2 separate regions of the Mus musculus genome follow, and region 1 is linked to region 2. A link is a loop called in an ENCODE intact Hi-C map of the cell type or tissue named here. Cell type or tissue: left cerebral cortex. All regions are shown on one strand. Links, peaks and the distances in the headings refer to the core of each region. The heading gives the core; the rest is flanking DNA.

What was found. Peaks named below come from ENCODE experiments on the same cell type or tissue, not always from the same donor. Only the 100,000 strongest peaks of a DNase experiment are listed, where the experiment ranks them.
Region 1: it touches region 2 in a loop (5-fold over the local background); 1 of 42 quality-filtered maps calls a loop at or near these places.

The regions. Positions count from the first base shown.
Region 1 is chr7:44,666,513-44,677,894 of GRCm38, reverse strand. Myh14 (myosin, heavy polypeptide 14) reads left to right here and starts at 7,052. Exons shown (of 42, transcript NM_001271540.1): 1 at 7,052-7,095. It overlaps 2310016G11Rik (RIKEN cDNA 2310016G11 gene), which reads right to left and starts at 9,662. Exons shown (of 5, transcript NR_152106.1): 1 at 9,538-9,662; 2 at 8,593-8,696; 3 at 8,062-8,232; 4 at 7,296-7,461; 5 at 1-143. In left cerebral cortex, for the core only: a CTCF peak has its summit at 6,714 (motif pointing left); a DNase peak (open chromatin) is centred at 6,877; H3K4me3 peaks cover 1,119 bases; H3K27ac peaks cover 1,150 bases.
Region 2 is chr7:44,717,387-44,728,768 of GRCm38, reverse strand. It overlaps Izumo2 (IZUMO family member 2), which reads right to left. Exons shown (of 7, transcript NM_001368390.1): 7 at 8,921-9,026. The coding sequence ends at 8,984. Among named protein-coding and RNA genes, the nearest start is that of Izumo2, 14 kb to the right of the region's middle. In left cerebral cortex, for the core only: a CTCF peak has its summit at 4,281 (motif pointing left); a DNase peak (open chromatin) is centred at 4,345.

The DNA.
Region 1 (11,382 bases), core at 5,727-8,226, 54 kb after region 2:
GTGAGAGATGAACGGGATGTGGCCAGAGGTGACCTGCGTCCTGCCGCCTCCCAGGTAGCCAGGTTAACAAATCTTTCTGCTTGCCATCTTCTGAGATACCAAGACTGGGCTTTCCAACCTGCTGCCCGAGGGCCACAGTCACCCTGTGTATATGAATAAAGCTTTATTAAGACATGAACCCATCCATCCATTTACTCCCTCACCTCCACCTCTTATCAGAGCCAGATAGTTATAGCCCAAACCTTGATAAAGCTGGGGAGTTTCTTTTGGAGGGTGGGGATAGCTTAATGTACCATCGATAGACATAAGACCCAACAGCCCCCTGTCCCAACAAGGAAGTTGAAAAAACATGAACAAAAAGAGCCTATGCTGGACACTCTAGGGAGTCAGAAATCCTGTGACATGCCATCCCTGCTTTGGTACCCAGAAGAGAGTGTGACACTCTTCAAAGCTTCCAAAGCTTCGGGGAGTCCGGGGTCATATTGAGGAGTCCTCGGGGTACTGCTTTGTAGAACCCGATGGGTATGGAGTACCTTTCCCAGTCCTTGTGCCAGAGGATTGGAAACATTAAACGAATTCTTAGGCCAGAGTCTGACCCATCGCTTCTGACAAATTGAGACAGAAAACTATGTTCCCTTGACTCCAGCTCAGATGTGTGGACCACGGACAACTGCTTGAGTCCCATCTCACGCCTTGCATATAGGAACCGAATCCTAGTGCCTCCTTTTGTCATTTTGAATGAGTCAGCTGAGACCTCCACAGTCTCCTCGTTAGGGTCAGGGTCTGTCGTGAAGTGCCTCATTAGCTCCAGGAACTGCTCAAGGGTGGGTGCAGAGTTACTATCCGTGGAAGACAGACTCGGAATTGTCTCCGTCTCAGTTTCTTCTGTCATGGCTGCAGCTTACTTGAGTGGCCTTCTTCAGATTAGCTGGGGAGTTTCTCATCTCTTGCTTTATGCAGGAAATCCAGCTAGCCCCAAACGGGAGCAATGCCCAGAACACAGTAGGCACTCTAAATATTTCTTTTTGCAGAGCAGGGCCTGCCACTTGTCCCTGAACCACAGGAGGCTGCCAACTCTCTCTGGTCCTGGGGCTACTTCCAGCCCAGAGTCACATGGACCAGAACAACAGCAACCAAAAATAATGCTGGCATCATCCGAGCCTTTGCCTTGGAGAACATTTACAGGCAGAAACACAAGCTCACCCCTTGCTCTCTGGAGTCCAAGGTCCCCCACCTTTTGTGCTCACTCAAAACTCTTTTGCACCATGGGGCAGCCATCCAACCCTGACTCCCCATCTTTTCTCCTTTCCGCTTCTGATTCGTGCTTGGGGGTGGGGTGGGCGGGCTCTATAAGTTCATGTGTCTAATTCTATGTTTTAGTTTCAAAATTAAAATGAAAAGGGGTGGGTTAATTACATAATTTTCAGAAATATTTGGAGTGTGCTTGTGTCATATCCAACCTGTGACTCTCTTGGTCTCTTTTCTGCCCTCTTTCCCTGCTCAGAGACTGATTTCCCACTTCTCACCACCACGGGGGTCCCTGGATGAGATTCAGGTCCTCAGATGAGGCAGCACACAGTTTTTCTGGCTGAACTATCCCGCATGCTCTTCTCTGCATTTGTTGAGACAGGGTCTCTGACTGAACCCCGCACATGCCAATTTAGCTCTCCTGGCTGACTAGTGAGCCCTGGGGACCCTCCTGCCTTTGTCTGCCCAGAGATTATCGGCTTGCACCTGGTTTGTTACATGGGTGATGGGGGTGTGGAGGAGGAGGGACTGGAAACCCAGTTCTTTGTTTTTGCACTGCAAGCACTTTACTGACTGAGCCATCTTCTTAGCTCTTATTTTTCTTTTCTTTCTTTCTTTCCTTTTTTTTTTTGTTTTTTTTGTTTTTTTGTTTTTTTGTTTTTTTTTGTTGTTGTTGTCGAGACAGGTTCTCACTATATAACCCTGGCTGTCCTGGAACTTACTATGTAGACCAGGCTAGCCTCAGATTCACAGAGATCTGCCTATTGCTGCCTCCCGAGTGCTGGAACTGAATGTGTGCGCCACCACTGCCTGGCCTTTTCTTTTTAGGGACACTATCTCACATAGCCCAGGCTAACCCAGCACTTCGGGTAAGCCCAGGTTGTCCTTGACCTGAAGGTCTTCCTGCACCCATCTCACAAGTGCTGGAATGACAGGCTTGAACTGCCACACACGAATCCCTTCTATTTTTTTTTTTTTGTGATATATATATATATATATATATAGTGAAACATATCATGTATGATTCTTATTTGTAATATATCTTAATCTAGAGTCTACCTGTGAGATAAAGCATGCAGTAGTTGTCTTTTTGAAGCTGTCTGAGATCCTTTAGCGTGATTTGCAGTCCCATCTATCTTCCCACAGAGAACATGATTCCTCGTTACAGTGGAATAAAGCTCCATTGTGTCTGCACCACATTCTCTATCTATTCATCGGTTGCTAGACATCTAGGCTGCTTCCACTTCCTGGTTTTTGTGAATAGAGAAGCAGTGAGCATGGATGAGCAGATGTGCCTGTGGTCTAAACCCTCAGCGTGCTCTAGGTGCACGTCCACATGTGGAGAGCTGCTCGGATGGTACTTCTAATTTTGGATTAGCTTTACAATGTAAAAAAAAAAAAAAAAAAAAGAGGTTATTATTTTAAGTGCATTTTTTGATGTGCATCTGTGTTTTGCCTACATAAGTAAAATTACTTTTTTATTTTATGCCTTTTATCTGTATGTATATATGCATGCCTGGTGCCTGCAAAGACCAGAAAAATGTGTTGAATGCCCTAGAATTGGAATCACAGATGGTTGTGTGCATTCATACAGATGCTACAATAGAAGCTGGGTTCACCACAAGAACAGCTGGTGATCTTAACCTCTAGGCTATCTCTGTTGCCCCTGGTTTTTATTTTGTTTTTGGTTTTTTTTTTTTTTAGATTCATTTTTTAAAATCTTTCTGTGAACCCGGCATAACAATGCACACCTTTAATCCAAGCAGAGGCAGGTGGATCTCTATGAGTTTGAGGCCAGCTTGGTCTGAAAAAGGAAATTCTAGGGCAGCTAAACCCTGTCTCCAAAAACAAAACAAAATGTTATGTGTATCTGTGTACACTTGCCTGTATTTATGTGCATCATGAGAGTGCAGTGCCGTTAAAGGCCAGAAGAGGGCGTCAGATAACCTGGACTGGAGTTATAGGTGTTTCTGAGATGGAACCCAATCTAGGACCTCTGCAAGAGCAGCGATCAGCTGAACAGCTGAGCTCTCTCCAGCTCAAATTTTTAGTTTTTTAAAAAACATTTAGGGGCAGAAGAGAAAACTTGGTGGTTAAGAACATGCACTGCTCTTGTGGAAGACCCCGGTTCAATACTCAGGATCCACTTGGCTGCAAACAATCACTTGTAATTCTAGTTTCAGGAAAGCTATGCTGTCTTCTGGTCTCCGCAGACACTACACAAATGTGCTGCAGACGAACACTCATACACATAAACTAAAAACAAATTGTTTTAATGTGTGTGCATGCACATACATGTCTATCTGTCTATGAGTGGGTGGGTATGTACATGGGAATACAGATGCCCCTGGGGCCAGAACGGGTGTCAGCTTGAAGCTGGAGTTACAAGTAGTTGTGGGCTGCCTGATGTGGGTGCCGGGAGTTGAACTTGGGTCATCAGGAAAATCAGCACATGCTCTTAATCACTGGGCCATCTCCCCAGCTATTTTTAGTTTTTAAGAATATGTTTATGAGCCGGGCAGTGGTGGCACATGCCTTTAGTTCCAGAACTTTGGAGACAGAGGTAGGCAGATCTCTGAGTTCAAGGCCAGCCTGGTGTATAGAGTGAGTTTCAGGACAGCTAAGGCTACACAGAGAAACCCTGTCTGGGAAAACTGAAAAATAAATAAAATAAATAAAAGGTACTCATTATTAGTGGGGAAGTATGTTTGTGCAGAGCAGCCACAACCACAGTGTATGTGCTCAGGGCAGAGAAAAATGTTCAGGAGTTGGTCCTGCGTGTCAGTAGGCTTGCCAACAGGCGACTTTCCCAGCGGAGTATTCCTGTCCCTCTCCTGTCTGTATGTGTTTGTATGTGCGCATGCACAAGCATGAGTGGGGTGCATGCTGCCACGGCACACTGTAGAGGTCAGAGGGCAGCATGGGGGGCTGGTTCTCCCACCACGTGGGTCATCAGGCTTGGTGAAAATTACCCTTTACCTTGATGCCATCTCAGTCCTCATTTGTTTTTCTGACAAGGCTTCCGTGTGTAGCCCTACCTGGCCCAGAACTCACTATGTAGACCAGCTGGTTGTTGCCTCCTGATGTGGGCCCAGGGGTTGAACTCTGTGAATGGGGTTTGGTGGCAAGCACTTCCCCCTGGTAAGTCATTTTGCTGGTCTGGTGTTTGTTTCTCAATGAGGGCCACTCTGGCTGGGGTGATGTGAAATCTTGAACTCTGGATCCTGCTGCCTCCACCTCCAAAATGGTGGAATTACAGGTGTGTGTCCCTTCACTCCGTTCATGTGATGCTGGGGACCTAACCCAAGGCTTCATGCATGCTGGGCAGGCACTGTACCAACTGAGCCTCAGACCCAGACAACATCTTTCATTTTTGTGTAGTATCTTAGCTCCTTGCTGGATTTCCCCACACATTCCAGGCTATTGCTTAGGTTCTCTAGACCCAGGTCATTCTGAGGGCTGGGATTAAGAAAGCTTTCATGGTCTATTTCTTTCTCTGGCCACACATGTCTGCGTGTTTCATTCACTGATTTCCCTATTTCAGCTTATTTACCCACGGGGAACCTCAGGAGAAGACCACACACAGATAACAACGGGCTCACAATATAACTGAGAGTATCCTGTAGGTGGTGGTGGTGGTGATGATGATGATGATGATGATGATGGTGTGTGTGTGTGTGTGTGTGTGTGTGTGCGTGTATCAAGGTCTCCAAGGAGACATATTGGGACTTTAACTCAAGCATGTATTCTGGATGGTGTAATGGAGGATGGCGAGAGGTTTAGAGGCAGGGGCATTCGTCCTTTGGACTTGATTCTTTGGTCTTGCCTTATCCCTGGTGGTATCATAGAGACAGGAATTGATCTCACTGAGGCAGCCCGGTCTCTGTGCCCACGCCTGTAAAATGTGTGCAGCAGCAGGACCAAATGCATAGAGCTGGTGGGTCCATGTTGTGGGATTTAATGTACAGTGAGAGCTTAGAACTGTGTGTGTTCTCACTAAATGTTAGCAGGCATTAGAGTGGCATGGGTTTGCAGATCAGAGAAAATCCCCGGCAACCAAAGCCTGCTAAGCCATGTGTGGTGGTGCATACCAGTCATTCCTACACTCAGGCGGCAAAGGCAGAGCGATCAGAAGTTCACAGTCATCCTCTGTTATGCAGGTAGTCTCACCTCCCCTTAGGCTGAGCAAGCAGAACTGAAGCTGCCTCTGCAACCAGGCCAGTAAAGACAGATGATGACATCACCAGTTGCTGGGTAGATTTAGCCTTGATGGAGTGGATGATATCCGTAGTTGGCAGGTACGGTTGGTTGGCTACAGACACCTGAGCTGTCATGTCCAAATGGACAATAGAGTGCCAGGATGGCAGAGCTGCAGAATGAAACCCTGTCTCCGAAGCAAAGAAGCAGGCCTGCAGCAGTGGCTCAGTGGTTAAGAGCAGAAACTGTTCTTCCAGAGGACCTGGGTTCAATTCCCAGTACCCACAGGACAGCTCAGAATCATCTGTAACTCCAGTTGCAGGAAATTTGACATCCTCTTCTGGCCTCCGACCGCACTGTATGCACACAGTACACATACATATATGCAGGTAAAAAAGCCATACACACACACACACACACACACACACAGAGAGCCATACACTCACACACATACACAAGGAAACAGCAAGTTTAGGAGACTGTTCAAAGCTGAGGCAGACCCAAGTGCTTAAGGGACTATGAAACAACACGAGCTAAGCAGTTGGAAGACAAGGTGGAGTGTATCTATGTGGTGAGGGCTTTGGGGACTTTGGTATTTACTTATCGTTTGTTTGCTGATTTATTTATTTTTGCAGTAAGGTGATGTAAACTTAGTGCTTTATAGCTCAAGTGCCCTATAACTGAGCCACATCTTAAGCCCTCTTTTTGTACTTTGAGACAGGGTCACACTAAGTTTCTCAATCACTTTGTTTAAACCCATGACCTCAACTCATTGCAGTCCTCCTGCCTCAGCCCGGCAATGCTAGCTAGGATGGTAGGTGTGGTCCTCCAGATGAGGTTGGGGTTTTTGCTTTGTTTTCTGAGACAGGGTCTCCTATAATCTAGGCTGGCCTAGAAATCTTTACATAGCTGTAGGATGACCTTGAACTCCTGATCCTCCAACCTCCAGTTCTCCAGGGCTGGAATGATTCTCTGGTGCCATCACTCCTGCTTTGCAAGGTGACTGGGTGGAACCCAGGGCTTCGTGCATGCTAGGCTAACCCTCTACTGAGTCTCCATATAAGGTCTCAATCGCACCAAGTTCAAGGCTTTAGTGAAATTACGTAGTGGAAACGCTTCACACATCTTTGAGCTCAATAAATGATTCTGACCCATCCACCTGCTTTGGGTCTGCTCACGGTCTGCACTCTACAAAAGCAGTTTCTTGGTGTGTGTCCTCACGCCGGCTCCCGGGGGACCCAGGCATTCCGGCCTCCCGCCGCCCCCTACGGGTGCGCACAAAGGCATCCATTCATGCCTGTTTACAAAGCAGCCCATTCACCCTGTCCCCTTGAACCAGCAGCTGCTGGCCGCTCCCCAAGCATCTCTATTGGTGCTTCCTGCTGGCCATCAGGCCCGGGTCCCGCCTACTGCCGCACATTCTCGGCCAGGTTCTTTTCCCACGCCTGGCACGCTTTGCCAACTTCTGATTGGCCTGGCGCGCCAGCCGCTCTTTTTGATTGGGCAGCACTGAGCCCCAGGGGCGAGGTCTGAGCGGGCCGCAGCAAGTGCTGATTGGTCTGTAATGCCTACCTGTGGGTGGGGCCGTCCACTGCAGGCCCCGCCTCCTTTTCTGTCCAGGCCGAGGCCTCTGGACCGCCCTGGGCGCCGGTGAGTGTCCGGGGACCTCCCCCCCGTGGTGCGCCCCAAGGGTTGGCCAGAGCCTGTCAGACCTGGGGAGGCCGGAGCCGGTGGGGTACAGCGGGGGGTCTTGGAGAGGGGTGGGTCAAGACATTCACCCTGGGTGCAAGCGACCCCAGGGTCAGGGAGAGGTAAGGGGAAGGTTGTAGTCACCCAGCCCGGATTCCCACCTTGTGCCAGACAGCCTGGGGTCATCTCTGACAGCGTCACACGGTCTGTTCTGCAGAAGGGGAAACTGAGGCAGTGCTTGGAACGTTGCATGATAGAACACCTGAGTCATGGTCTCCATTCCCCAGCTCTCAGGACTACCGTGTCAGATGTCAGAGGAGGAAAAAGCTGTGGACCAGAGAGAGAGGGGTCGCGACAGGCAGGGACAGGAACAGAGAAGGATGTGTTTGGCTGGGTGTCCCAGTTTGTTTTGATTTGACTTGGTTTAGTTAGTTGTTTTGGTTTTTTGTTTTGTTTTGGTTTTTTGTTTTTTTGTGAGTTTTTTTTGTTTGTTTTTTTTGTGTTTTTTGTTTTTTTTGGAGATAGCTTCTGAACTCACTGTGTAGACCGAGTTGACCTCAACCCCCAACCTTCCTGCCTGAGCCTCTCAAGGGCCGCGATGACAAGAGTGTGCCACCAAGCCTCACAATGGACATGGGCACTTTAATGTATAACTAAACTCCCCTCCAGTGTAGGAGAATGGATTTGAGGTAGGTTTGTGTGGTTTCCATCTCACAGAGAGTGAAGATATAGACTGGACCGAGGTGGGGAACACAGGGACCTGGTGTGCCTGGCCCTGTGGCTTTTTTTTTTTTTTAAACATCATAATAGTAATCAGGAGTTCAAGACCAGCCTCAGCTACATGATGAGTTCCAGGCGAGCCTGGGCTACTTAAGACCCTGTATCTGAAAAACAAAAAACAAAAATAAATTGTTCTGTAAGCCATACCTCTTAACACCTCTTAAGCCACAAGTTTATCGTAGGCATGATCACCCGATGTCTCCTCCTCGATCACCTTCTCGATTGAGGAGAAGACCCAAGCCTGAGGCTGGCATAGCATTTTGACATCATATCTGAGGATTGGGGCATCCCACTTCCAGGGTTCAGGAAACTGAGATTCTAAGAAAGAAAGAAAGAAAGAAAAAAAAAAAAAAAACCACGATAAAACAGAACAGAGACCTGGGTCCTTTTCCTCAAATAATTTTTGTTGATCTCATGAGCCTCAATTCCTAGCGAAGAAAGTGAAGGTTCAGAAGGCTGGAGGGAGATTCGAACCCTAGCATACTTAGTCCGGCTCTGTGCCAGCCCTTCACCTTTGCCCACAGCCGCCCACTTGGCAACAGGTTCTATCTTTGCTGGCTGCTGTGCCAGGCCCCGCCCCCCGCCCAGCCCGGCAGGTGTCAGGAGACGTCAGAACCCGGTCCTGCCTTCCTGACGGGAGAGGCCCCACCTCTTGCTGGACCGCAGAGCCGGCCTCACCTGGGTGCTGGAGAGGATCTGGACTCGGAGGCCTCCCCATCTCTACCGCCAGGCGCCCAGGTAGCCTCGGGATCCGCGGGATAAAGGAGCTATGCCATAGGGCGCTGGGTCGGGACGAGAGGGAGTTAGGATCCATGCTCCCAGAGCGATAATGAGCCAGGTACCCCAAGTCAGAGGGAAGAAGCTGAGCGTGGAACCCAGTGTCTGAGCGAGGAGAGCAGAGGTCTGGACCCTAGTGTCTAAAGGAGGAGGGCTGAGGTCTGGACTCATGTGTCTGAAGGAGGAGGGCTGAGGTCTGGACTCATGTGTCTGAAGGAGGAGGGCTGAGGTCTGGACTCGTGTGCCTGAGGGAGGAAAGCTGAGGTCTGGACTTCTGTACCTGAGGGAGAAGGGCTGGGGCCAGGATCCCAGGGTCTGAGGAAAAAGGACCGGGTCCTGACCAATCTAGGACTGAGGGAGGAGGCTGGGCTGGGGTCAGTACCCCTGGGTTTGTAGGAAGAGGTTGGGTTCTGGACCCCTGAATCTGAGAGAGAAACTGGGGTCTGGACGTCTGGGCCTGAGGGAGGAGAGCTGGGGTCAGGACCCCTGTGTCTGAGGGAAGAAGGTGGGTCCTGGCCCCTTGAGTCTGAGGGAGGAGGCTGGGGCAGGACGGGATCTATGTCACCCATTAGCTGAGGTCATAAGCTTGGTGCTGCCCCAGCCTCTGCCCAGGCGGGCGGGGCCCTGGCTGCTTTCCTTTTCCACACAGCTCTGTCTGCTCCTCCCAGGTGCTCTCACCTGCCTAAGTGACACTAATGAGTCCTGGCACCGCATTCCTGCTGCCTGAGGGAGGGGTGTGTGGCTGGGGCTCAGCCATTTGGGGCCAGGCCCTGGGCCCACCCTCTTGGCTTGGTTAACTTCCCTGAATCCCCACATCCCCACTTCCGACCCACGGCTGCAGCAAACCTCTCGACATCACCCGTGTCCAATGGAGACAGGGCTGGAGATCCCACTCCGGGGTTCTGGGCCTGGACTCTTGGTCTGAGGAGGCTTGCGGCTGCTCTTAAGCTGTTGGGAACAGCAGGGCTGTGAGGTACAAAGCCACCAAACTCTTCCTGGTCAAAGGCTACAGGGCTGGAGAGGAAGCAAGTGGGTGGGGTGGGTTAAAGTCCCTGGGATGGGGCTTGGCTCTGGGTGTATCTACCACACTGGAGCCTGGGGCGATCCTCGGCTCTTTGGGCTGACCATTTGTGGAGCACAGGGGGCCAAAGTGAGTGGGAACCAGGCTACTGAGGTTGGTGTGTGTGAGGAGGGCCAAGAGGGTCCCGAGGCAGAGGAGGTTTGCATGTGGGAGAGGCTCCTGGGGCAAGCTTGAGAGAACAAGATCTGGGAGGACACCTCTTGAACAAGCTGAGCGCTTGGATGGATGCCCCTAAGGTGTGTGTTGGAGGTGCCATTAGCCTGGTACACAGAAGTGAAAATGGAAAGCAGAGATGCAGGTGTCTTCAGGTGTTGTCTGAGTGGGGATGAGGCGGTGGGTCAGTAGGGGCTGCTTGCTGTGGGCCATTTTCTGCAGGATATTGGACAACCCTGAATTGGCTGTGTTTCCTAGTCAGCATCCCTGGAAGTAGGGGGAAAGGCCCAGACACCCTGACTGCCTCTTGCAAGCTTTCTTAAAGAGTCTTGAGACTTAGCTGGGTCCATACCCCAAGACCTGCTGAAAGGCAGGGCCCCAGCAACTCGTGACAGGTTTCCAGAGCCTGGGCTCTGAAAGGCCTCTGAGAATGTTGACTGAACGTGAGAACGAGTGAATGCATGAAGCCAGAGAGACTTCAGGGACTGGGCAATCAACCTGTAATTATGGGGCAGGCACGACCGAGCGGTGCACAAAACGTCAGCCGTGCCCCACCTGGGCCCCATCTTAGAGTGTCAACCGTGGTGGCAACCTTTACTGTCCTTGCCACCTCACCTCCTGCCCTCTTCTCATTTCAGCTGCAGACACAAGGCACATTCCTGTCCCAGGGCCTTTGCTTTGTCCCTGCACCCCAGTAGCCTGCTGGTTAGAGTCACTCAGGTCTTTAAAGACCTGAGTCTTTAGGGAAGGGTTCTCCAGTCAGTCCAGTTAAAAATGTGAACACAGTCCCAGCCCCAGCAGGAGGTATAGTTCCCCTGCCCTATACCTCCCACAGCCATTTATCACCATTTAAACCATTTGCATGTTTATAACAATGTATCTTTTTATTCTGTTTCTTGAGATGAGAATGGTATTTACTGTCTAGTATAAACAGAGCCCAAGCCATGAGTGTATTTAAGTTTTATAGTAACCACATTTGGGGGTGGGTACTGGAGAGGTGGCTGTGTGGTAACAGCTCTGGCTGGCTGCTCTCCCAGAGGATCTCAAGCCCCAGGACCTACATGATGGTTCAGAGCCAGCTATGCGTATCTACAGTTCTCGGGAATCCCTCTTCTGGCCTCCATGGATACTGGATGCATGTGGTATAAACATACCACATGCAGGCAAGCACCCTTACATGTAAATGTGGTTTTTTCTTTTTTATAAAAAAGTGGGGTATAGAGACTGCTGACGTTTTATAGCACTGATTGTTCTTGGAGAGAGCTGCAACCATAACACGTTGCTCCAGTTCCAGGGAGCTGCTGCCACCTTCTGACCACTGTGGGAACTTGCATACATGTGGTGCATATAATCTCAGCCAAGCACACATACACACAAATAATAGGTCTTTTACAGGAAGGTTATTTATATTACTTTAAACTGTGTGTGTGTGTGTGTGTGTGTGTGTGTGGTGTGAT
Region 2 (11,382 bases), core at 3,050-5,549:
GCTGTGTCTCTCAGGGAAGCAAAGATTAGTAGACTCGAAATCCACAAGCATTGCACAACTAGCTCTATAAGCAAGCCAAGTTCAGCCTCCTGCACTGTCTGTAGAGTCCTATTTATACCCTCCAAACATGGAGGTCTTGTCCAAGCACCTGCGTCTGAATCAGCTGACATCACTCTCTCAATCAGCCCGAGTCCAAGGAAGTGACAAAAAAAGCCTCGGCAAACAATCAGAAGTTTTTTTGGTGTGTTTCTCTCCTTGGAGTCCCAACAAATGGAGCTCAACTATACAATGTAAGGCGAACCAATACATGCCTGTTGTCATCACGTGTCCTTTCAGATGCCTGCTTTAGCAGGACATCCTCTCTCCTGTGTCTGCTTCAGTGAAACGTTCCTTCACAAGTGTGCCTTAGCCTTTCACCAGTGTCCACTTCAGGAAAACACTCTTTCATGTGTTTGCCCCAGCAAAGCACCATCCCACAGAAGTGACTCTCTAAAGAACCCTTAAGTTTCCACTTGACATACCTTTGGTAGTTTATACCGAACAATTCCCCATAGTGGTGCAGGGTGGAAGGCCAGAATAAGGTTTGGGCAGATTTTGTATCTGAGAGGATGTGTTTCCTGGTTCATAGATGGCACCTCCTCCCATTGATGAGTGGAGAGTCATGAGGCTTCCTGCCTACTCAAGGCCACACATCAGCCATGTTGGATGTGGGGTTCCAAATGGGAACATGGGGAACGCATTCAAATCATAGCTGATGTGGAAAGGGTTAAATGAGTGCTAGGGAAAGGCCGGTCTCAGACTGGAGGCCATGTGGGCAGAGAACAGTGGGTAAATAGACAAACCTGGGAAAGCCTGCTGCATTTGAAGTGGAGTTTGGGTGAGATGCTTTCTGGGTGAGTGTCCAATTGCTAGGACATAAATCTAGATCAGGAGGTGGTGACCTTGCCACCATGAAGAGTGATCCTATCCCCAACATGAACCTATGGGGCCAGAGAGATGTTCAATTCCCAACACCCACATCAGATGGCTCACAACCACCCAGAACTCCAGTTTCAGGGGATGGAAACCCTCTTCCGACCTCCATAGCACCCCACACACATACACACACATAAATAAGAATTGCTTTTAAAAATACAGACCTAGCCAGTAAAGAGGCAGTGCTGAGGAACAAAGCACTGACAGAAACTTCAGACGCCGGCGTCTGCCTGCTCCTGAAGGCAGACTTCCTATATTAGCCAGTAATTCCCTTTCGTAAAGAAGCTCTTGGCTTGGTAGGAAGTCTCTATTTAATAAGCCATTGAAAAATGAACAGGGTGTAGTGGCACACACCTGCAATGCCCCAGCACTTTTGGTAGTAGAGACAGGAGAATCCAGAGTTCAAGGTCAGGGCAGAGGAGATGACTCTGGGTGAAGCTGTTGCCTTGGAAACAAGGATCCTGAGAATCTGACTTTGAAGAATACTTCCCCCAACGAGGGGCCCGAGAGAAGAAAGATTACATCCCTAACTGGGAATACTGTGAGAAATGTGTAGCACAGGGAGCAGACGGAAGTCTAACCAGCAGTGATGTAGACAGCTGACATTCCGCACTGAGCCCCAGTGCTGCAGACAGCAACCAGGAGTGGACTGAAGAGGTTAGAATGTCTCCATGCTGTGGTTACAGCAAAATAAAGCTACATCTGTTCAAAAGCTACGGGTGAAGAATATAGAAAATGTGGAAGCACGTGACACTGGTGGGGAATCGATGGAGGGTCTCCACGTGGAGGTGAGGAAGGGGCTTTCCCACCTGGCAGTTACACTTCATGGCAAGCGGGCATACACAGTACAGAGGAGCAGGAAGACACACACTCGGGAGAAACTGAGTCTCTAAGCTATGCAGATAGAAGAGATTGGTGCTTTCATGTTTCTGACCATGTTTTTATAATGAGCATAAGTTACCTGACCAAAAAATTTCATGCATACATAAAGATGCCAAACATCACTGCCAAAAACTCAAGCAGCTACTGTCCCCCTTTTGGATGGGAAAATGTCACAGGCTGCTCTGTTGGCAGGGAAGCCTGGCTTCAGCTGTCCCAGTGGGACAGTGAAGGGACGAGGTAACACATGAGGTCCGTTTTCCTCAATCTTGGACCCCACCCAATCTCAACTAGTTATTGGTTCATGGTATTTCCTGTCTGCTTAGGAACCTGGGTGCTTTGGCAAAGGGAGCCAACTAGAGTCTTCTTTGGGACTTACATATGTGGTTGCTAGGTAGAACATCTCTGAGCAGGTGGTAACCATGTGAACTGCCGCAAGTTCTCAGGGCTGAAGGGATGGCTCGGCAGTTAGGAGCATATACTTACTGTTCTTGCAGAGGACCCGACTGCAGTTCCCAGCACTCATGTCGGGGTGGCTCCCAACCATCTGTAACTCCAGCCCCAGGGCATCCAGTGCCCTGTTTTGCCTTTCTTGAGTATCTGCACCCTTGGGCACATTACCATACATAGACACACACATACATATAATAAAAAATAAAAACCTTAAAAAAAATAAAACTTTGTACCATGTTGTGGTGGTGCACACTTTTCATTCCAGCTTAGCAGGCAGAGGCAGGCGAGTCTCTGTGAGTTCGAGGCCAGCCTAGTCTACAGAGTGAGTTCCAGGACAGCCAGAACTACACAATGAAACCCTGTATTGAAAAGCAAAAAATAAAAAACAAAAATAAACTTTAAAAAACTTTGCTTAAGGGGGCTGGAGAGATGGCTCAGTAGTTAAGAGCACCGACTGCTCTTCCAGAGGTCCTGAGTTCAGTTCCCAGCAACCACATGGTGGCTCACAACCATCTGTAATGTGATCCGACACCCTCTTCTGGTGTGTGTGAAGACAGCTACAGGGTACTCATAATAAATAAATAAATCTTTTTAAAAAATGCTTAAGCTATTTTGATTCTGTATATGAAAGAGTCCAGGCAAATTCATTATGGCAACAATAGTGATCATTATTGCTGACCCAGTACATACCATGTATTAATATCACCACATGCAATGGACTGTTCTAACCTTGTTCAGGGTACTGAGTGATTTAACTACCAAATGGCCACCTAGATTGTCAGAGAACTGCTGGAGCCAGAGACACTAGGCATGGAGGTCAGCAGGGAGGAAGGGGGCTTGAGATGAGGGTGGGCCCAGGGGGAGTTCTCTTCAGAGAGAGAGGATGCAGGCCTCAAGGACCAGCCATTAAAATGGGAAGAAGAGGGAGAGTGAGATGGATCCCTGGGTAAAGACACTTGTCACTATGCCTAGCTCCCTGGGACCCACATGATAGAAAGAGAATGGACTCTCAGAGGTTGTCTTCTGACAGCCACGCAAAACACCACAACATATGCACGCCCACAATATGGACACACACATGTACACGTGCACAAACACAGATAAGTTCAGTTGAAAAGAAATATGTACAGCAAAGGACCAGTTATTTTTTTTATGACACATTTAATATGCTCACATAAGAAATACCAAAGAATGAAGGTTGACTTCTCTGGAGTTGGGACATGGTGCTGAGCATAATTAGTAGCATGAACATAGCATTAGTAGCATTTAATTTTGCTGGGAGTGGCTTCTTTTATGAAACACGGGGGTTATACATCATTATCTACAAGGCAAGTGTGAAACCTAAATTACAGATCCAAATTTGCTTATTTTATAAAAGAAGGGAAGAGAAATGAGATTTTACTTGGTGTGTAATGGGATCCGCGTGAGACAGAAATGGAGACAGGAAGGACCTGTGAGCATGCCACTGCTATACCAGATTTGTCCCCTTAGCTGTCCAGTTATTATTTTTAAAAGGGAGAGAAAGACAGGCCGGGCAGGGAGTCTGCAAGCCTGCGCAGAAAGCCCTGAGCTATGAACGCCCACGGAGGGCAGGGAGTTAGATGGTTACAGGTCCAGGAGGGGTACGGTGACACATGCTTGTGATCCTGGCAATGGGACACTGAGACAGGAAATTCAAGGCTTCGCGGCCACCTGGAGCTACAGAGCAAGGCACTGTCCCAAACACAGGTAAGAAAGGGGACCAGCCTTCCCAGGAAGGCTGGGCGGGCTCCCCCACCCCCACCCCCGTGCCAGAAGCTTCTGGAATTTTGATTCATGGTACAGCTCCTTCTGGCCAGGCTCCACGCAGCCCCAACTCTTTCATAGTGAAGTCCACCTACCACATCCTTGAAGGTCACCAAGTGTGCAACGATGGAGAAGATAAACCAGTATCTAACCAGCAGCACATCGGAAGAGTCTTTCCCCGCTGCTTTTCTGCCCTCTGCTGGGAGGCCTATAGAAGGTACTTTTTTTTTTTTTTTTTTCTATTTCTTTTTCTTCTTTTCCTTTTGGAAATGGCCTCACAATATAGCCGTGGCTGGCTAGATTCAAAGTGATCTTCCTGCCTCTGCCCTTCAGCACTGGCATTAAAGGTGTGCACCACCATGCCTGGCTCTACCTCTTCTTGGCACTCACTGTCTGGAAACTCTCACAGTCGCTACGTGAATGGGTGAGGTGCTAATCCACCCTTAGCTGAGCTGTGGAGCATTGCACACGACAGCTGCATGACACACACATGCTATCAAGCCTCTGTCGGTGTGCAAGATACACGAGGAAGTCCAGTGTTCCCCAGGATCCAGTCTCTGATGCCACCCCAAGATCCTGCCCCAGGGATGAGGCTCAGGGATGAACACAAATATCCTACTCCACTTACTGGGTGACATGAAGTCTGCTAGACTTTGTCCTGAGGTCTCATCTCAGAGCATGCTGCCCCTGCCCTCCCAACTCCCCACAGTTCCCAGCAGTAAAAGTTCCCCCTCACTGTGGCTCTTCCCTAAGGAGTGGAGGGTAAAAGAATCTCACAGCATACATGGAAGACAGTATTCACTGGGGTGGGGGGGTCACCTCGGCCAAGGGAGCCCAAACTCACTTGTATTGGTTCTAAAGCTGACCTGGTGTACAGGGTCTGGAGTATTCACAGACTCGCTGTACATAACTTGAGATTACTTTGAAATGCAGGTCCTCCTTTCCTTCGCCTTCCAAGTGCAAGAATTACATGCTTGCGCCAGACACCCTATTTACACAGAGAAGGCACTGGGCCCAGAGTTTCCTGCATGCTATGGTGCACTCTACCATCCAGCCCCAGAGTGAGTTTCCTGCATGCTATGGTGCACTCTACCATCCAGCCCCAGAGTGAGTTTCCTGCATGCTATGGTGCACTCTACTATCCAGCCCCAGAGTGAGTTTCCTGCATGCTATGGTGCACTCTACCATCCAGCCCCAGAGTTTCCTGCATGCTATGGTGCACTCTACCATCCAGCCTTTTTGTGGGTTCTGGGAGTGGAACTCAGATCCTCAAGCTTGCAAGGCAAGGACTCCACTGACTGAGCCATTTCCCTAGCCTGACCTTGAACCGACCTTTCTTAGCCAACTCCCATGCGCTGCGATTCCAGGTGGACACCAGCTCTCTCAGCTTATTCCAGGCTGGGGATAGAACCTAGAGTTTTGTGCATGGGAGGCGATCTTTCTATCAATAATACATTTTATTGGGATAAATGTAAGGGTGTTTGGGGTTTCCCTCTTTTCTTTTCTTTTCTTTTTTCTTTTTTCTTTTCTTTTCTCTTCTCTTCTCTTCTCTTCTTTTCTTTTGTTTTTTTTCTTTTCTTTTCTTTCTTCTTCCCTTCTGCAATTTTCCCACTGAACTCTGCCATTACCCTTACTTCATGGGAATTTCCCAGGGACATGAACAATGGATAATTAAATTGTGCTGAAATTATAACGTGATGAGGACTTCTAGGGAACACAGTCTGGGAAGGGGAGACAGACAGTTATTAAAGAATTACACCATGGCAATTATCACAGCTTTGGTGCAGACATCCCAGGGGGATTCCTGTGGGAACCCAGGGAGGCAGCTGACAACTTCCCTGGGCTGGGTGAGAGTGAGAGAAGGCTGGCAGCCAGAGAATCTAAGGGGCTTTTACAGCCTGGCTAGGCAAGGTATGCATGCCTGCAATCTCAGCACACAGCAGGCTCAGGCAGGGGGATGGCTGAGAGTTGGAGGCCAGTGTCAATTACATAGTGATTTTGAAGTCAGCCTAGGCTTTATAGTGAGCTCCAGGCTAGTGTGTGTTACAAAGTGAGTTCCAGACCAGCCTAGCCTAAAGTACTGGACTCTACAAAACCAGGCATTAGAGATCCAATGCAGAAGTTAAGGGCACTGTACCGCTGGTGAAGAGGACTCCAAGTTCAAATCCTAGTACCCACACTGGTCGGCTCACAACTCTAAACCTTCAACACCACAGGGTCTGTCACAGTCTTCTGACCTTTGAAGACACCTGCTCCCTGGTTGGGATCAGAAGTCTAGCCCTGTTCTCTCTTTGGCTCAGCCATTGGCTGATCAGCTTTTATTGACAAGTCAGAGAATAAGTGGGGAGCAGTGTTTACACAACTTGCAGGCAGGAGAGTCTTAGGATAAGCATTACAAGGCCATGTACAAGGAAATCGGTGTTTGAATAATACAAGGATAACCTTGACACAGGGCACGATAACAATATGACTACAATACTGCACATATGGCCTGGTTCCAAGAGGCCAAGAAGGGAGAAAAATTTTTTTTTACAAAGCTGCAAAGCAAGGTCCGCAGTGATCTATTATGAATCTTAAACACAGACCCATCTCCCCTGATTTCGAATAATGTCGTTCTTCTCCCTTGGTTGACTGAAGTATTGTATTTGGCAGTACAAGGACTGCCAGTTTTCAATACTGCCGCCACCTCTCCTACGCTAATCTGTACAACTTCCTCCTTGACCATTTCCTGTTGTGCCATCCTTCTCTCTTTTTTTTTTCTTCTCTGTTCTAAGGGCTTCTATAGTAAACCATTCAAATCTCAGAGTCATGAGAACGGTGGGTTTTTGTTGTTTTATACCCATGCATAATGAGTACATAGGCCAAGGAGAACAGTCCAGCCCGCCCTGGGTGACACTAGACTGAACAGAACAGGCTGTCCGAGCAGTGTCTGGCCGTGCATTGCTCCATTTTGTAAAGTAGTTGGTTTGGCTTGAGTTACTCCATTTTCAGCACAACTGGCACAACACGTGCTTGTATCTAGAAGCAAATAGCTTCTATCTGTCAGCACAGGAGCCACCGGTTGTTTATCTAAGACAGTTAAGAAATCAATCCACACCGGGCTGTGTTGGCATGAGCCTTTAATTCCAGCATTCAGGAGGCAGAGGCAGGTGGATCTATAAGTTCGAGGCCAGCCTGGTCTACAGAGAGAGTTCCAGGACAGCCAGGGCTACACAGAAAAACCCCGTCTCCAAAAACAAACAGCCACTCAAAACAAACCAAAACCAAAACCAAACCACATCTGTAGCTAAGTTGGTAGAGTGCTTGTCTGGCTCACAGAAAGCCGTGGGTTCGATACCAGCACTGCATAAACTGGGTGTGGGGTGCATGCTTGTCGTCCCAGCACTTGGGAAGTGGAGGAAGGAAGGAAGATCAGGCGTTCAAGGTTATCCTCTACTACATATTGAGTTTGAAGAGAGACTGGGCTACAGAAGACCCTTCTCAGCAAAGAAACTCATGAAAGTTATGAACCCCAAGCCTAAGATGCTGCCAAGCTCCTGGAGTAACTCAAGACAGTCAGAGTGGCAGCCAGTCAGGAGATGACAAGGCGGGGGACATTGGTTCCCATGTTTCTGCAGTCTATCTGTTGTCAAGGAGACCCAGTGACGCCCCCCCCCCCCCAGCTTGAAACTCCCACCTACCGCCACCGTCCTGCGGGACGCATGCGCAGGCTGCAGTCCGGACTTAGGTAGAAGCCCACGGTCCAGTCTACACGTTCAACTGGGACTCTGCAATGACAAGCTGGGCTGAAGCTTTAGCAAATTGGAAATTGGTGTTGGCACACACATGTTTTTCCAGCCTTTAAGAAAACTGCACGGGATGACGAACTCCACGGTCACAGACACTCGCGCAAGAGCGGAGACCTTTGGGAAAAAGTTTCCAGCGCCAAAAAGCCCTGAACTATGTCAACTCCTTCCCTCAACCTTTTCTTGTTTGCTTGTTTTGTTTTGTTTTTTGTTTTTTTGTTTTTGTTTTTTTGTTTTTTTGAGACAGGGTTTCTCTGTGTAGCCCTGGCTGTCCTGGAACTCACTCTGTAGACCAGGCTGGCCTTGAACTTTTAAAAAAAGATTATTTATTTATTTATTTATTTATTATATGTAAATACACTGTAGCTGTCTTCAGACACACCAGAAGAGGGCATCAGATCTCATTACAGATGGTTGTGAGCCACCATGTGGTTGCTGGGATTTGAACTCAGGACCTCCGGGAGGGCAGTCAGTGCTCTTACCCGCTGAGCCATCTCACCGGCCCCTCCCTCAGTTTCTTTTGCTTGCTTTCTCTTCTCTCCCTGCATGCTTGCCTCTCTCCCATCTCCTTATCTCCTTCTGTCTGTCCTTTTGTTTCTTTTGATTCCTTTTAAATGGTTTCATTTTATGCTTGTTGCTACTGTGCTCTTTTCTCCACTTATACAGTTCAAGATCTCATCCAGGGAACAATGCTCCCCATGGCCAGCAAATCCTCACACCACAGTGCTCCCTATGGCCAGCAAATCCTCACACCTCAGTTTATGCGCTCAAGATGTCTGTCGTACGAATGCCCAGAGGCCTACGTTACACGAGGTTCTAGATACTGGCAAGTTGACAGCACTAACCATCACATCCTGTCTTTAAAAAAAAAAAAGCCAAAGACAGCCCTCTCCACCCCTAAAAAGGTAAGAAGAACCGAGTATACACTCAGAGGTGGGATGCTTGCCTCCACACAAGGCAGTATGTTTAATGACCAGAACTACACACAGAGAGAGCACTTATTAAAACCACAGGGTCAGGTGTCCACAGGGAATGTACAGACATTAAAGAATTCACACAGATTTTATTAAATTTATTTTCCTTTTACAAACACCAAAGTCTCTGGCCTACTTCAGCAGGAGTTTCCGGTTTTGCCTGTAGGTACAAGCCCTGGTCAGAAGGAAGAAGAAGAAGAAGGTTAAAGTGGGTCAAGTGGGCATGCCTGCTGTTATGGCAGTTGAGAGGGTTGAGACAGGAGGATTGTCCTGAGTTCCAGACTAACCTTGGTTACAGAGTGAGACCATATCTCAAAAAAATCCAAACACTTGGGTTGTGAGGTGGCTCACAAGGTAAAGAAAGCTGCCAGTAAACCTGCCAATCAGGATCTGTACCTCAGGACACACATAGTGACGGTGAGACCAGACTAGTGCATCGTCCTCTGACCGCCACAGGCCTGTGACTCTAGTGCATCGTCCTCTGACCGCCACAGGCCTGTCTTGGTATGCATGTGCTACACTACACACACACACACACACACACACACACACGCACACACACACACAAGAGAGAGAGATGGATGGATGGGTGGGTGTGTGGGTGGATAGATAGATAGATGATAGATGGCAGCTAGCTAGATGATACATGGATATATTGATGAAGGATAGCTAGCTACCTAGAGAGATGACAGATGGATGAATGTATAAGTAGATGGATAGATAGGTGATAGATGAGATGGATTGAGATTGAGAGATGGGGGAAGACAGAGGTCAGAACTGACCCCGCACATCAGAGGCTCAGCCAGAGATACCATTGTTTCTGGTCAGGACTGGGAGACTATGGAATCAAGGGAACCAGGATCAGGGATGGATGGACAGAAGGAGAAATAACCCAAGGACAGAGGCCAAGTACCATGATGGAACAGCACCCCCTCCCAGAGCTACGCCCCTCACTTTCCCACTTCCCAGCTTCGCCCAAGTGGCCCTTTTGGAAATAAGTCTTTGCCAGTGTAATTAAGACAAGATGACATCACTGTGGGTTTAGATCTAGCCTGTATCCAAACACTGGGGTCATTATATGAGAAAGGCAAGGCCTCTGTGAGTCTCAGACAGAAAACAAAACACCTACCTAATGAACGGACACCTAGATGTCCCTTGCTGGGACTCACACTAACGGCAAAATGAGGCTGTGGATATGACATGGTGGGACAAGTGCTTCTTAGCACACTGAAACTTGGAGCCACCCCTACCTCTAAATGACGTAGGCATGGTAGTGCACACATGTAAGCCCGCCCTAGGGAGCTGGAGGCAGGGACATCAGGAGTTTCAGGTCATTCTCAGCTACACCATGAGACTGAGTTTGAAACTAGCCTTGGCTGCATGAGACCCTGGCCCCTAAAATCAAAGTGGGAAAAAAAAGGCAAATTATAAGAGGAGAGCTTGGCATCTCTGCCTTCAGCTCTCGCCCATCTCCCTTGCTTACCGGCTCGCCTGTGCACATCCGGGCAGACCCGGCCTCTCTCTCCCACTTACAAACTGAAGCCAAAACTAAGAGCAACTGGGATACCTTATTGCCAGCTGTTTACGGCATCCTGTCCCAGATGAGCCTAAAGGTCATTGTCCTAAGCCCTTAGTCTCCTTGGGTAACAGAAGTATGGCAGGGTTGGGTGAGCTGGAGAGATAGCTCAGTGGTTAAGAGCATTAGGGGCACAGATTTGAGTCCTTCTACCTATATGATGGCTCAGAACCATTTGTACCTCCAGTCCCAGGGGAGCCAGTGCCCTCTTCTGGCAGGCACACTGTGCACAAACTTACATGTAGGCAAAAAACCCCTCATTCACATAAAAACAAAAAATAAAAATAAATGGATCAGCCCGGGATGAGCTCCCACTGGCCAGCGCTGACCTCATGGGAACGGGCTTGCTCTCTCAAGCATTTCACACCAACCTGCAGAAGCAGGTCTGAGCTTAATGGCTCAGTCAACCACATCTTGACTGGACCTGCTCACGGCCCCTACCCATATGCCAGGTCCTCCCTTGTTTAATGTGAATCTCTAGTCACCAAGCTGCAGCTGCAATACTTGAATTTCATCTCCCCAACATGGCCACTGTGATGAAAATGTCTTCCTTCCTGTCTACCAAGGACTTCTGTTTGCTTCCCTTGGGGAAAAGTGGACGACCCAGTCATTTGGAAGCTGCCTGCCAGGGTCTCCAGTTACGGGAAGTTAGAGGCAAAGCTCAGCTGGAAGATACAAACTAAGGAATGTCCAGGGTTGCCAGCTGCTAAAGGCAGCTGAGAGACCAGTGTGGGATCAGCAATCCACCCTCAGGGCATCTTTTCCAACTCATGATATAGGACGTCTGGCCTACCAATCTTTACATTTATTTATTTTTATGTGTGTTTGTGTGTGGAGTGGCATGCATGTGGATGTCTGCAGAAGTATGGGAGCCAGTTTTCTCCTTCTGCCATGTGGGGCCTTGGGTGACAACTCAGGTTATCAGGCAGATGACTTTATCCACTGAACCCTCTGG